Linked DNA regions of Homo sapiens: region 1 is linked to region 2. The links are chromatin loops, found by intact Hi-C in ENCODE. Cell type or tissue: PC-3. All regions are shown on one strand. Links, peaks and the distances in the headings refer to the core of each region. The heading gives the core; the rest is flanking DNA. Region 1 has its middle 230 kb from the start of IPMK. Region 2 has its middle 350 kb from the start of IPMK.

Evidence for each region. A loop is a pair of places that touch in the nucleus more often than their neighbours do. Peaks named below come from ENCODE experiments on the same cell type or tissue, not always from the same donor. Only the 100,000 strongest peaks of a DNase experiment are listed, where the experiment ranks them.
Region 1: it touches region 2 in a loop (5-fold over the local background); 1 of 110 quality-filtered maps calls a loop at or near these places.

Annotation. Positions count from the first base shown.
Region 1 is chr10:58,038,247-58,041,174 of GRCh38, forward strand. No RefSeq gene overlaps it. Among named protein-coding and RNA genes, the nearest start is that of IPMK, 230 kb to the right of the region's middle. In PC-3, for the core only: no CTCF peak of the experiment used is centred there; no DNase peak of the experiment used is centred there; H3K27ac peaks cover 359 bases.
Region 2 is chr10:57,918,406-57,921,333 of GRCh38, forward strand. No RefSeq gene overlaps it. Among named protein-coding and RNA genes, the nearest start is that of IPMK, 350 kb to the right of the region's middle. In PC-3, for the core only: no CTCF peak of the experiment used is centred there; a DNase peak (open chromatin) is centred at 1,676; H3K4me3 peaks cover 573 bases; H3K27ac peaks cover 1,391 bases.

The sequences.
Region 1 (2,928 bases), core at 144-2,643, 120 kb after region 2:
CTCTCTAGATTCATTTTTTTTTTAAGAGAAATTCATTTTTTCTCGCTCTGTCACTTGGGCTGGAGTGCAGTGGCACAATCACAGCACACCACCACCTCATGATCCTCCAATTTAGCTAGGACAACAGGCCCGCACCACCGCACCACATGGGGCTTTTCTGTTTTTTTAGGAGACAGAGGTCTCACTGTGTTGACCAGGCTGGTGTCAAACTCCTGGCTTCAAGTGATCCTCCCACCTCAGCTTCCCAAAATGCTGGGATTATAGGCATGAGCCACCGTACAGGGTTCTAGCTTCTTTAATAAGCCCACTGATGTGCTTTAAATGCTTGTCTCCCCCAAAACTCATGTTCAAATTTAATTGCCATTATAGCATTATTAAGAGGTGGGACCCTGAAGAGGTGATTAGGCCGGGGGTCTATGCCTTCATACATGAGATTAATGCCCATTATAAAAGGGAGAGTTCTGGCCTCCTTGCCACCTCTCTCTTTGCCTTTCCACCGTTCTCCAAGTGAAGATGAATATTTCCTCCCCTCTCGAGGATACAGCCTTCAAGGAGCTATCTTGGAATTAGAATCGCCAAACCTGCAGGTGCCTTGATATGCGATTTCCCAGCCACCAGAACCATGAGCCAGTAAATTTCTATTCTTTGGAAATTGTCCAGTCTGTGGTATTCTGTTATAGCAGCACAAAAGCAACTAAGACACACTCTAGTCCCATGGATGATGGCTCTGCCCCCATGACTGAATCATCTCCCAAAGCCCCACCACCTAATATTATCACCTTGGGGATTAGGATATCAGCATGTAAGTTTGGGGAGGAAGCAAACATTAAGACTGTAGCAAGGCCATTGAAAAATGCTTTCTGTAAGTTAATAGACTTTTTAAAGTGGGTTTTGTGTAAGCAGTTAAAATCAGAAGTGACTAAAGGTCTTATTTTCCTAAGATGATTCATCATAAGAGCAATTAAAGCCAATTAATGGCCTTCCATGATGAGCACAGGAAGTATACCTAAAAATCATTTCTTTATTAAACAATGAACAATTGCATAAATCATTGCCAAAACACCACAAAGTTATGGTAAAATCCCAAGAGATAAGAATGTGAAAACTGACCCAAAGAACCACACTACATCTTTCTGCCTCCTCAGTCTTCCTCGCTGTAAGCCATCTTATACAAATCTGGATTTCTCCCTCCCTTATCTTCCTGCTTGTTCAGTCTTCAGAAGACCACATTATAGCTCATTCATCTACTGGGCACTACTCATACTGGTTAAGAAAATGAGCTCTGGAGCAAGACTTCTTCAGTTGAATCCTATCTCAGCTTTGTGACCTGAGCAATTTACTTAGCATCTCTGGGAATGATACCTTTTTTAGGTTTGTTGCAAAGATTAAATGAGTTCCTTACATGAAGAGTATTTAGAATAATGCCTGTTACACGGTAACTGCTGTTGTTGCTGTTATTGTTGTTTTTTTTTTCAATTCTGGTTGTTATTTCTAATCAAATATAAACCATAAATCATGAATTTCAAAGTCCTACTCTTCCTTCCATTTTACCTTGATCATCTAGTATGCCCTAGCTTAGTAGTTTTCAAAGCAGGGGTCCAGGGAGAAGGTACTTATGGGAACCACCTAGAGTACTTTTGCCAACCACTCATTTTGTGTCCGCATTCCAAACTATGAATCAAGAAAGAAAAAAATGGCTGGGCATAGTGTCCGTTTTTATACCTGTAACTTTAGCACTTGGCATAGCCAAGACAGGCAGACTGCTTGAGCCCAGGAGTTCGGGACCAGCGTGGGCAACATGGAGAAACCTCATCTCTATAAAAAATACACACGTTTGCCAGGCATGGCGGCATGTGCCTGTGGTCCCAGCTTATTTGGGAGGCTGAGTTGGTAGGGTTGCTTGAGCCCAGGAGGACAAAGCTGCAATGAGCTGTGATCATACCACGGCATTCTAGCCTGGGTGACAGAGCAAGAACCTGTCTCAAAAAAAAGAAAAAAAATCTCGGGAAGAAATGACTGGACATACGTGTTTTGAAAAAGCTCCTCTGGTTAAAAATAAACATGACATATTCAACTGGCAACTCTAAGGCTTTGAACAAATAATCCTTTCATGAAAAATAGCTTATCCTCTCATCTTAAGAAATCAGGCACAAGCCTCATTTGAAATGCTTTTAAGCATCACCACTTATGTGAAATCATCCAAAGTGAAACTTATTTCTACAAAATACTTTGTTTACTCTATTGATTCCCAGGCATTTCTGTTCTATTAAAGCTGACTGTATATACACAATAAACTTTTCCTGTGGCAGTCAGGGCTCACAGACTCAAACGCCTTCAGGAGCTCGGCCAGTAACATAAACGAGTAAAATACACCACCAAATCGTGAAAGCACATGACCTTCAGCTTCAATATCAGAGATGCAATAGGGATTCTCAGGGATTATGGCAGAATAAAAAATACAAGAATCTTCTATAGAGTATGTATTTGTCCATTCTCACACTGCTATAAAGAACTGTCTGAGACTGGATAATTAATAAAGGAAAGAGATTTAAGTGACAGTTCCACATGGCTGGGAAGGCCTCAGGAAACTTGCAGTAATGGTAGAAGGCAAAGAGGAAGCAAGCACCTTCTTCACAAGGTGGCAGGAGAGAGAAGAGCAAGGGAAACTGCTCCTTATAAAACCATCCCATCCCATGAGAACTCATTCACTATCACAAGAACAGCATGGGGGAAACCACTCCCATGATCCAATCACCTACCACCACCTCCCTCCTTTGACACATGGGGATTACAATTCGAGATGAGATTTGGGTGCAGACACAGAGCCAAACCACAGCAGGACACTATTCAGCTCTAACAATTGTTTAGTGACATGTGGGAAAGGAGGCTCAACACTGCTAGAAATTCCAGTTATTAAAAAACTATAAA
Region 2 (2,928 bases), core at 168-2,667:
CAGGGATTACTAGTGGGAGTGATAAAAGTGAAATCGTTTCACAGTTTATTAATCATAAAGTTAAAATTACTCTGCATATTACTTAGCAAACACTCTAGATATTTACTTGAAATATATTAAAACATGTTCAAACAAAGACTTCAACTCAGAGGTTCATAGCAGCCTATTCATAATAGCCAATAATTGGAAAGAATACAGATATCTTCAACAAGGGGGTGCATTAATACAATTTGGTATATTCACACAGTGTAGCACCACTCAGCAATAAAAAGAATAACCATGGATAATCATGAAAGAACTTGGATAAAAACAAAGATTGATAAAAAAAGTAACAACATGGGTAATCTCACAGACATAGTGCAGAGAGAAAGAAGAATGAATTATTTTTTCAACTGCTTATGCAAGGATTCCGTTTATGTGAAATTCTAGAACTGGCAAAATTCATCTATTGTTTTACAAATCAGATCAGTGATTGCCTGGGATTAGTTGAGATGTAAGCCACTGACTCAAAAGCACACGAGGGAACATTCTGGGCACAAGGATATGTCCTATATATTAACTGGCTTGATGGAAATTTAAACACTGAACTGTACACTTAAATGTGTGAATTGTATTGCATGTAAACTATACAGTAATGATAATAATATAATGAAGTATAGAACAAACAATATTCTCCTTGATTAGTGGATCTGTGGTCAATCCCTGAGCTTCTAATTCTGTGCTAATGGAACAATTTACTAATGGATTAAACCTGGAAATGCTATTGTTAGTCATCTTTTAATAAGAATTACACACATTTTTTTCAATAAAATACTAACATTATGTATAGCTGAGGTATTTAAGTTAAGAAACTACATGCAAAGTTATAAACAATTACAAATTATCTCAAGGCCATTTCAAAGTCTTACTGCACTGAAACCAATTAAATCAATATGCAGTTGACACTTGAACAACACAGGTTTGAACTGCACAGGTCCACTTATACATAGGTTTTTTTCCAATAAATATATTGGAAAAATTTTTGGAGATTTGCAACAATTTTTCAAAAGTTGCAAGTGAACTGTATAGCCTAGAAATATATTTAAAAAAATAAAAAGTTAGATATGTTATGAATGCATAAAATATATATAGATATTGGTCTGTTTTATCATTTACTACCATAGAACATAAACAAATGTATTGTGAATAGTTGAAATGTATCAAAACTTATGTACACAACATTCACAGACCATACATGATGCCATTTGCAATTGTGAGAAATGTAAACAAACACAAAGATGTAGAATTAAATCATAACTGCATTAAATTAACTATAATACTGTATATACCTTACTACTGTAATAATTGAATAGCTATCTCCTCTTGCTATTGTGGTGAGCTCAAGTGTTGCAAGTATCTACTTAAAACACTGTGTGATGCTCATCATCTCCATGTGAGCCATTCATCTCTCCAGTATATCGTGTATTGCAGTAAATAGTGATCTCTGTTGGTTCTCATGTATTTTTCATTATATTTCAGGCAATACTTTAAACCTTGAATATCATCATCAGACCCATACAAAGTGCCATTAGTGATGATGGAAGTACTCCCAAGAAGCAGAGAAAAGTCATGACATCACCAAAAAATAAAGTTGAATTGCTTGATATGTACCATAGATCTATGTCTACTGCTGCAGAGACCCACCATTTCAGACAAATGATTCATCTTGTAAACAGACAAAGTAAACATACAGAATCAATATTGCACAGTACCATAAATGTAATTTCACTTCCTTATGATTTTCTTAACATTTTCTTTACTCTAGCTTACTTTATTGTAAGAATACAGTATACAGGGACTTCAAAAAGCTCATGGAAACATGGATAAAAGATAAAACTAAAAAATATAAACTTTTCAACATAAGCTTCTGCAAGTTCAAGATACTTTTTAAAGCAATAATTCCAGACATTTAGTTCATCCCTAAAGAACTAAGAATCTTTGGATTTTAACCACATCTATGCAGTCTTTATTACATAATTAACTGAAGAAAAATGGGTGCCATTTACAGATTTTTTAAGATTAGGAAACAGAAGTCAAAACGAGCCAATTCAGGACTGTAAGGTGGATACCTAATGATTTTCCATAAACACTGTAACAAAATTGCCCTTGTTTGATGAAAGGAATGAATAGGAGCATTGTTATTGTGAAAAAACACTCTCTGGTAAAGCTTTTCTAGGCTTTTCTGCTAAAGCTTTGGCTTTCTGAAAACATTCTCATAATAAGCAGATGTTCTTTGGCCCTCCAGAAAGTCACCAAACAAAATGCTCTGAGCGTCCTCCCAAAAACTGTTGCCACAATTTTGCTCTTGACTGGTTTGCCTGTGCTTTGACAGGATCACTTCTACCCCTTGGTAGCCATTGTTTTGATTGTGCTTCATCTTCAAGATCATACTGGTAAAGCCATGTTTCATTTCCTGTTACAATTCTTTGAAAAAATGCTTCAGGATCTCAATCCCACCTGTTTAAAATTTCCATTGAAAGCTCTACTGTTGCCTGCAGCTGATCTAGGCACACTTTTGGCATCAGTCAGGTGTAAATTTTGCTCAGCTTTAATTTTTCAGTCGGAATTGTGTAAGCTGAACCAATTGAGATGTCTGTGGTGCTGGCTATTGTTCTGTTATAAATTGTCAGTGCACCTCAATTAGGGCATGAACAAGATTAATTTTTTCCTCACTAATTAACGTGGATGGTCTGCTGTATCTTTTAAACTGTGGATTTTATCTTCAACATCTGCTTTCTTAACACAAATTATACATTTCTAAAGTGCTAATTTCTTTGGGGCATTGTCCCCATAAACTTTTTTATAAAGCATCAGCATTTTCATCATTCTCCCACACAAGCTTCACCACAAATTTGTTCTTGCTCTGACAGAGTCTCTTCTGAAACTGAG